Linked DNA regions of Homo sapiens: region 1 is linked to region 2. The links are chromatin contacts, found by Hi-C or POLR2A ChIA-PET in ENCODE. All regions are on one chromosome and are shown on one strand. Each heading gives the region's core, a stretch centred on a gene start or an enhancer-like site at or near the end of the contact. The rest is flanking DNA. Distances are from core to core; before and after follow the strand shown.

The links. Hi-C counts contacts between places; a loop is a spot of excess contacts on that map. ChIA-PET counts read pairs that join two places held with the same protein, here RNA polymerase II (POLR2A). Pooled maps may share reads with other maps.
Region 1: a pooled map shows a loop between it and region 2 (6-fold over the local background). The contact joins the promoter of ITPA here to the promoter of CSNK2A1 in region 2. A Hi-C loop is called at or near these places in 3 of 50 pooled maps. POLR2A ChIA-PET finds 5 or more read pairs at or near these places in 2 of 52 experiments (GM12878 and OCI-LY7).

Annotation. Positions count from the first base shown.
Region 1 is chr20:3,206,111-3,210,754 of GRCh38, forward strand. ITPA (inosine triphosphatase) reads left to right here and starts at 3,388. Exons shown (of 8, transcript NM_033453.4): 1 at 3,388-3,507. The coding sequence starts at 3,442. RefSeq lists enhancers at 2,983-3,631, 3,514-3,583.
Region 2 is chr20:541,201-546,212 of GRCh38, forward strand. It overlaps CSNK2A1 (casein kinase 2 alpha 1), which reads right to left and starts at 2,590. Exons shown (of 14, transcript NM_177559.3): 1 at 2,472-2,590. RefSeq lists enhancers at 910-1,603, 2,297-2,990, 2,476-2,625, 2,646-2,725, 2,836-2,885 and 1 more and a silencer at 2,096-2,155.

The DNA of each region.
Region 1 (4,644 bases), core at 2,138-4,637, 2.7 Mb after region 2:
GGGCGAGGTGGCTCACACCTGTAATCCCAGCACTTTGGGAGGCTGAGGTGGGTGGATCACCTGAACTCAGGAGTTTGAGACCAGCCTGACAAACACAGTGAAACCCTGTCTCTACTAAAAATACAAAATTAGCTTGGCGTGGTGGTGGGTGCCTGTAATCCCAGCTACTTGGGAGGCTGAGGCAGGAGAATCTCTCGAAGCCGGGAGGCAGAGGTTGCAGTGAGCCGAGATCACACTATTGCACTCCAGCCTGGGCAACAGAGTGAGACTCAGTCTCAAAAAAAAAAAAAAAAAAAAAAAAGCTGGGCACCGTGGCTCACGCCTACAATCCCAACCAACACTTTGGGAGGTCGAGGTGGGTGGATCACCTGAGGTCGGGAATTTGAGACCAGCCTGACCAACATGGAGAAACCCCATCTCTACTAAAAATACAAAATTAGCCGGGTGTGGTGGCTCATGCCCATAATCCCAGCACTTCGGGAGGCTGAGGCAGGCGGATCACGAGGTCAGGAGATCAAAACCATCCTGGCTAACACGGTGAAACCCCGTCTCTACTAAAAATACAAAAAAATTAGCCAGGCGTGGTGGTGGGCGCCTGTAGTCCCAGCTACTTGGGAGGCTGAGGCAGGAGAATGGTGGGGACCCGGGAGGCGGAGCTTGCAGTGAGCTGAGATCGCGCCACTGCACTCCAGCCTGGGCGACAGAGTGAGACTGTCTCAAAAAAAAAAAAAAAAGAAGAAGAAAGATACAAAAATTAACCAGGCATGGTGGTGCATGCCTGGAGTCCCAGCTACTCAGGAGGCTGAGGTGGGAGAACTGCTCGAACCCAATATGCAGAGGTTGCAGTGAGCCGGGACCACACCACTGTACTTCAGCCTGGGCAACAGAGCAAGACTCCATCTCAAAAAAAATAAATAAATAAAAGAATGAAAAAGAAAGTTATCTATGGACTTGTAATTATAGATGTCAGTTGTGATCTTTTTGTTTGTTGGTTTTTTGAGACAGGGTCTCACTCACATCACCCAGGCTAGAGTACAGTGGCACTCTTGGCTCACTGCAGCCTCGACTTCCCAGGCTCAGGTGATCCTCCCACCTCAGCCTCCTAAACAGCTGTGACTACAGGTGTGTGCCCCCAAGCCCAACTAATTTTTTGTATTTTTTGTAGAGACTGGGTTTCACCATGTTGTCTAGGCTTGTCTTGAACTCCTGGGATCAAGTGATCCACTGTGCCCAAGCTAGTTATCTTACATTACAGAACACCTACTATGTACCAGGAGCTGGGATTTAAGAATGAGAGGTGAGGCTGGGCACCGTGGCTCAAGCCTGTAATCTCAGCACTTTGGGAGGCTGAGGTGGAGGGATCTCCTGAGGTCAGGAGTTTGAGACCAGCCTGGTCAATATGGTGAAACCCCACCTCTACTAAAAGTACAAAAATTCACTGGGTGTGGTGGTGCATGTCTGTAATCCCAGCTACTCAGGAGGCTGAGGCAGGAGAATCCCTTGAACCCGGGAGTCGGAGGTTGAAGTGAGCCGAGATCGTGCCACTGCACTCAAGCCTGGGCGACAAGAGCAAGACTCCATCTCAAAACAACAACAACAACAACAACAAAACACAGTGGCTGATGCCTGTAATCCCAGCACTTAGGGAGGCCGAGGTGGGCATATCACGACGTCAGGAGTTCGAGACCAGCCTGGCCAACATGGTGAAACCCCGTCTCTACTAAAAATGCAGAAATTAGCTGGGCGTCGTGGGGGGTGCTTGTAGTCCCAGCTACTCAGGAGGCTGAGGCAGGAGAATCGCTTCAACCCAGGAGACAGAGGTTGCAGTGAGCCAAGATCATGCCATTGCACTCCAGGCCAGGTGACTAGAGCAAGACTCCGTCTCAAAAAAAAAAAAAAAAAAGAAAAAGAGAGGTGAGCAAAAACAGATATGGTTTTTACCATTAGGATTTTTAGAAGAGAAAACAGAATCACACAAATGAATATCTATTTGCAGTGCAGAGGTCAGTGCTATGCAAGCAGATGAAAGGGAGCTCAGGGAAGGTTTTCCTGAGCTGGGGCTTGAGCTGGCTAAGATCCAAGAAAGGCATCCATGTAAGGTGGGCTGTTTTTCTTCTTTTCAGGCTCCTCGGGGTAACTGATGTCCCCCAAGCCCTCCTCTGCCCCCAAATCCCCATGGCCACTCCTCTAGGGACTCTGCATAATGGTTAGTGTTTCTACTTCAATAAAAGAAAACAGGTCACCACCCAAAGCAGTGGTTCCCACACATTTTTTTTCTTTTTCAGACGCAGTTTTGCTCTTGTTGCCCAGGCTGGAGTCCGATGGCACGATCTCCGCTCACTGCAACCCCCACCTCCCGAATTCAGGCGATTCTCCTGAATCCTGAATTCTCTGAACTGGGATTACAGGCATGCACCACCATGCCCAGCTAATTTTGTACTTTTTGGTAGAGATGGGGTTTCTCCATGTTGGTCAGGCTGGTTTCAAACTCCTGACCTCGGGTGATCCACTCGCCTCAGCCTCCCAAAGTGCTGGGATTACAGGCGTGAGCCACCGGGCTTTCCCACACTTTGATGAGCATCAGAATGGCCTGAGGAGCTTGGTAAGAACTCAGACTCCCTCCCTTTCTTGTCCATGGGCAGAAGTGGCCATTCAAGAGGTACTGACACAGGGGTCCAGGCGGGGGGCAGAGGGCTGAGTCTCTGGAGGAGGGAGGTCAGATGACTTGCTGCAAAGAGAGTATCAGCAGAGGTTCAGCAGACCCACCTTTGAGAGGGCACTTCCTACTTTCTGTTGTGTTTGGAATGCAAAGATCTGGCTGAAACGGTGGCCACGGAGAAGGGGTGATAGATTTGAGAGGCTGGAGGGATGAGGAAGTGAGGAACTCTACATACTGAGCTCTCAAGCCTAGGAGTGAAAACGGGTGAGAAGTTTGGGCTTGTTTTAGGCTATGCCGAGTTTAAGTTCACAGTCGAGTGGATCATAGCTGGCGGGTAAGGCTGAAGGTGAGATCAGGATGAGGGTTTGGAAGCCCTTGCCTAGAAGGAGGCAGTTTTTTGAGACAGCATAGGAGAGCGCAAACCTCCAGGGTCACAGGGCTGCAGTCTTCTCCTTTCGGAGACCCCATTGCAGAGAAGAGCGAAAGCAGGGGCGGGGTGGGGGTGGGAGTGGTCTCTTCCGGTTCTTGAAGATAGCGTCCCTTAGGCAGGAGGGGTGGGTCACTCAGTCTCCAGGCTCGGGAGGCCCCCAGCAAATCGGACGCTGTGGGCTAGGCCGCCACCGCGAGCCCACTCGCCCGATACGCGCCTTGGGGTCCGGGTCGGCTTTCCCCGGGACCCCTGGCCGGAAACTGAGCCGTTCACTTCCGCCACCAGCCGGAAGTTTTCTGTCACTGGACGCCAAGGAGTTTTCGGTGGCTCAGCTGGGTAACCGGGGATCACCATGGCGGCCTCATTGGTGGGGAAGAAGATCGTGTTTGTAACGGGGAACGCCAAGAAGCTGGAGGAGGTGCCGGGAGGGTGTTGGGGGCTAACTGGGAGGCGGCTGGGAATAGGGCGGAGAAGGGGCTTCCGGGAGGAGGGAAGCACGTGGGAGGAGGCATGGAGAGAGAACAGAATTCAGCCCGGAAGAATGGGTCCTGACCCGGCTGTGTGGAAAAGCTGGGGCGCAAGAAGGGAGTGGCTGCAGAATCGGGGCGCCCCGGGGTTGGCGAGGGAACGAGGGTCTCGACAGATCCCGACACAGGGCTTGTGTGGTCAGCGACTGCGGGACCCGGAGGAGTAGCGGGGCTCTTAACAACCGCCCCGAAGGTCACCTATTGAAGTAGACCCCAACCCAGTGTCCCGACACTCTTCTGGGACTTATCCACATCCCGCTGCTGGGCCAGGGCTAGCAGGACCCAGAGAGGGCGTGGGACGGAGTTCCACACTGAGCAGTCCGTGCCTCACCACCGTCCTGAAATGTTCTAACCTCTTTTCGCGTGTGTGAAATGGGGATGATGCAGGACATTTGCTTCACAGCGCTATAGAGAGGAGGAGTAAAGGAGGCAGTGGATCTAAAGTTTCTGTTTGCAGGGACTTTGTGGCTAGCAAGTAACAGAAACACACAGGGAGCTCATGTAAGCCACCAGATGACTCCTGTGGGAATATAGTGTTATCGTGTCCCACAGGACCTGAAGTTCTCTCAAGAAGCTGACTTGTCCTTGTTCTCTCTGGATGCTGATCCCTATTCCTGTTCATATCTTTCCCCTTTCTTCCCTGCTGGGGGATGGAACAATGAGGCTTCTACCAGATATCAGCTCCGACTGGCTTTGCTTGAATCAAGAGTTTGCCCCTGTTCAATCAGCCATAGCCATGGAGTGGGGGTCATGTGTGGGGGATCAGGATGACACCCACTGGATATGTCTGAGGCAGACCAGTGGGGTGTAATCACTAGGGACACCTACATTTGCCTGTAGTGTAGGGAGGGACTGATGTCACTTTGGTGCCAGGACTGAGTGGCCTTCTCAGGAACCAGAGCCTTTTGCCGAAAAAAGGTTTGGGATCCTGAGGCCAGACCAGTCAGGCAGTCCACCCTGAACAGAGCCCATGCAGGACAGTGGGCATGAGACCCCAAACCTCTGGCTGAGAATATTGCCCTCACTTA
Region 2 (5,012 bases), core at 1,340-3,839:
ACTTAAGTGACTAGATTCGGCCCACCCAGAAAATCCAGGATAATTTTTCTATTTTAAGATTCTTAACCTTAATTACACCTGCCAAGTTCCTTTTGCCATGTAACACAGGATAGCTACAGATTCTGGGGATCAAGGTATGGCACCTTGGGAAGAGGGAGATGTAATTCTGCCTACTACAAATCCAAGTCCTATGGAAGGGTTTAAACTCACTTCCTAAAGAAAATCATCCCTTTCTTTAACAGAGTGTGAAGTAAAGATGTATATATTTTACTTATGTGAAGTAAAGTATATATACATACATACATATGTCTTTACTTATGTGACACAAAGATGTATGTTCAGAGATAGAGACAATAGTAAAAACAAGGACTCACTCTGGATGAGTGAGTAGGAAAAGGACGCGCAGTATGGAAAAGGAGTTGCCACCTGTTTCATCCTCAAATTGCAAGGCACTTCACCCATAACTACTTAGAAACTAACCCATGCTCCTCCTTAAATGTGTATTTCTCTTCTCTGTATTCCACAAAGGAGTACATAACTAGGCTTTTTTTTATTTTTAAAGAAAAGTCACCTCACGGGGACCTAACTGTATAATCAGTTGATTAATCAATCTAAGCAAATTTCCAATCTTGCATTCTTTCTTCAAGTCATACACCCTCCCGCAATAGCAAACCAAAGCCAAGTATTTCAAAGTCACAGAAGGACAAAAACATGCCCTGCTAAGACTGCAGGTGAACTTTTGAGAATACCACGGAGGAGAACTAGTATTGGTACTGGACTTTCAGCCCCAGGTCCACCAAGCCAGTAAAGCCAAATGACTTACAACAAAACCCTACAACAACTACAAAGATACTACTCTAAAGCCCTGTCTACAGTCAAATTCTTGACTATAAATTTTACTTAGAACAGAAGAGCCCCAAATATACCAGCTAGTCCCTTTACAGTGACAGGTAAAAGCTACTTACTACACTTACTACCTGCCAGACACTGTAGTAAGCACTTGACACAAATTGTCTTATTTACTCTTCTCCGTAAACTCACAAGCTAGAAAATACCATCATCCCCCTTTTACAGACGGGAAAACTGAGGCTTAGAGAGTTTAGGTCACACAGCTAAGTAGCAATGGCCCTGATATTTGAGAACCTAGGCAGTCTGGTTTTTAACCACTGGGCCTACACTGCACTCCTCAGATGGAATGAAGTCTCCAATTCTTGGAAAAATCTTCCCTTCTTAGTTTTCTTTTTTCTTTTTGAGGCGGAGTCTCGCTCTGTCGCCCAGGCTGGAGTGCAGTGGCGGATCTCAGCTCACTGCCACCTCCGCCTCCCAGGTTCAAGCGATTCTCCTGCCTTAGCCTCCCGAGTAGCTGGGATTACAGGCGCGCGCCACCAAGCCCGGCTGATATTTGCATTTTTAGTACAGACGGGGTTTCACCGTGTTGGTCAGGCTGGTCTCGAACTCCTGACCTCGTGATCCACCCGCCTCGGCCTCCCAGAGTGCTGGGATTACAGGCGTGAGCCACACGCCCGGCCTCTCTTCTTAGTTTTCATTTCCTCTCCCCATGTCCCATTCTCGTAGAATTAAACAGCTGAAAAGTAATCAAGTCTTCCCAAATAATTTGCCACCTTCTTTTCAAAACTCTTTCCTCCACACAAAGCAATAGCCAAGATGCAACTTCTCCTGACCCTGACTCTGCTTCCCCAAAACAAACTACAGAAGCTCCACCCATCACCTGCTTAATCTAGCAATGTTCCAACACTGCAAAAAACACACAACGAAAAACAAAATTGAAAAGTCCTACTCTTTCAAAAGGTCACCAACATATGTATACCCTTAGCCAAGCTTTCTCTCCATACCTCTTTTTCTATCCAGGCTCCTAACTAGTCCTTAACTCCAACTCCAGACGTTCTGCCCCACGTCTTGGTCCCTTCCCCCTTTCGCCCCAGCAACCCCGCCTGGGGTTCTCTCCACCTCGCACCCACTCTGCAGGTGGGAAGCTCAGCCCCGCCCAGAGGGACCCTAAGAAGGCCCCTACTCCAGCTGCCCAGTTTCGCGGGAGGGTTCACTGCACACTACCCAGCAGGCACCACTCCCTCCGCACCCTCCCCCAGCACCCCCCTGCGGCCCCACCCCTCAAGTTCCCTTCCCCCTCTGACGACCCCCTCCTCCAAGTTGTCCCCTAGTCCCCACCCAGTTCAGTCCTCTCCTCTGCAATAAGCTGGACTCCGGCAGCCGGTTCCCACCCTCACATCGGCCTCTGCCCCCAAACCTCGCCCTCCGCCCTGAGGGGTGGCCCCTGGGCCTCCCCGATGGGCTGCAGGGGCCTCGCTTGGTTTATGTGTGAAGGTGGGGGCAGGGGAAGGCGACGGGCCGCTCAGGAGTCTGCTGGAAGCGTGAGGGTCGGCCGCGCTCCGCTGCCCTATCCTGGGCCCACCCCACCCGCCAACGACCTCGCCTGGCTGCTCCCTAGGTACCTGTGGTGGAAGCGGCAGCGGCGGCGGCCGCTCTCCCCTCTGCTCACACAGACAATATGGCGGCGATGGAGGAGGAGACACACGGCTCGGCCGCCAGCCGCAGGGACCAGAGCGAGGCTGCAGCCGCTGCTGCCGGAAGCGGAAACCCCCTCCTACCAGGAGGCGGGGCGAGACAGCTTCCGACTCCGCCCCCAGAGGAATCTCTCTGAATGCGGCCATGCTGGGATGTCCTATTGTAACCTTAGGGATTCAGTTCTGGCCTAGGGTGCAAAATGGAAGGAATCCCCAACGCAAAGCAGAATAAGGAGACTTGCAATAGTTAAGCGCATTTTATTTCAATAGTGTTAACAAGTGACAACAGAGAGAACACGAACCTCCCATTAGGTGAACAGTTGGTTTGACCCAAGTTAAGATGGCGGTACCCAGGTTTCCCACACTTCACCCAGCTGGCCCCCCTTTCTTGAAAAGAACCATGCGCGACCTGCAGAGCTGTAGAGCCAAGCATTCTGGGAGCTGAAGTCTCTTTTGCTCTGACCCCTCGTTTTAAATTAGGGTTTCAGCAACACTTTCTATTCAAACTTGGAGTTCGGAAGAAGTGAATGAAAGTTGGACCCTAGGAAGGGCATGGCGCAGGAGTCTGAGAAGTGAGGATACTAGCTCTCAAGAGACCAAGGCCCAATTCCTTCCTCCTACAGGAGTCCTGCCAAGAGCTGTGCGTCCAAAATACAGTGTTTTTTTTTCCTTCTATCTGCCTCCCACCCCTGCTCTCCTTGCCCGAGCTACCTCCCCAAAACAGCCACAAAGCACTTTCTACCATGCAGAGCTCATCATGGTCTCCCTATGGTCAAAAATCTCCCATGGACCTCTTTATGCACCAAAGATAGCCCAAACTCTTCACTTGACATTCAGAGTCCTCCATAATTTGGCCAAACCCTCCTTTCCAGCCTCCTATTCTGCCACTCTCTTCTCAAATTCCGGAAGATTCCACCCACAAGACTGCAAACAATTCCTGGAACTTAGCTGTGTTGCCTCCCTCCCTTTACACTGGCAGTTACTTCTCTTACTGTCACCTCATGGACTGGATAATTTCTGTATGCCGATTGAACTAATTCAGGGATCCTTTCCTCTAGGGGTCTCCTCTCTGTTTAACTCCCTCCAACCCAGACACTATCAGTCAGTAACCTGAGGACCTCAGTCTGTCTCCTCCATCAGACTGGGAGCCCCCAGTGGACAGGGCTCCATCTGATGATCAACCTCTCCTTTGCAGGCCCTGATAAAAGCTGAAGCGTCTAAGAGTTGCTGAAAGGAGTTCAAGTATTAGTCTCACCTCTGGTGGGACAGAGGTGTGAGCACTGGAACGAGGGTGAGGAGGCCAGGTTCTTTCAGTACCAACCATTATCCCTAACTGTCTCAGAATAGCTGGTTGTCTCAGGAATGGGCCTCTCCACCCTCCACAGCCCTGCCTTCACAGTTTGTCAGCTGACTAGCACCTCTGCTCCCAAAGAGGCACCTCTTCCCCATGTGGGGTTAGGGCTGGTGGTGGCTGCAGACTTATAGTGATGGCCTCAGGGAGGTGGCTGTGGCCTTCTCTGGACCTCATCTGCTAGACAGCTTGTGACATCTGATCCCAATTGCCTGGGAACCCACAACAGTTTTTCTCTCAGTGTCCTGTAACTGGGCCTCAATTTCCCCACTTGTGGACTGAGGAGGTTATACAAGATAATCCCAAAGTTTCTGGGAAGCCATCTTCCAGGAAATGATACCCTTCTACCTACCTCTCGAACGTATCTTTTTGGCTCTTGTGGCTTTGTTTTTCCCAACTGTATTCACATTTGTTTAACTCACAACAATTCATCATTTGCTATGAGCCAGACACTGTGCTAGGTACTGGGGATGTGTTATGAGGAAGACATACACCAGTTGCTCACTGGTGGAGCTTACCTTCTAAAGTGAGAAGCAAGTAATGCACAGGTAAACAAATGCATAAACAAAGTAATTTCAGGTAGCAATAAGTGCTACGAAAGGAAAAGATAAGTAGCTGTGAAGTATAGAGCTTTAGCTTGAGTGGTTCAGAAGGTCCCTTTGAGAAGGAAACAGTAAGTGCAAACGTCCCAAGGCAGGAAAGAGCATCACAAGTTTGAAGAAGGAGGCCATGGTGGCTGAAGCACTGCAAATAAAGGGAAGAAGAGGAAGAAATATGGTGGGAGAGGTGGGCAGGGCATTCAGGTCATGATAAGGAAGCTGGGTTTTCATCTGAGTGTAGTGAGGATATTTCCCATTGCTTAGCCTTCATGCCTTTCCAATCTCAGCCTCTCTCACAGCATTAGTTCTTCATTCTTCTTCCTAGTTCTGGCCTCTATCCATGACTTCATTCAGAGGGCTCACCTGGGCACACATATACAACCCTCATACTCATGCAGGACATAATTGAAACCCAACTCCTGCCGTCTACTACGCCAGCCTCATGTAGGTCTCCGGTCTCAAGAGGCTTCCCATCCCAAGTGTTCACCTAGTTGTAGACTTAACATTTATCCTTAACTC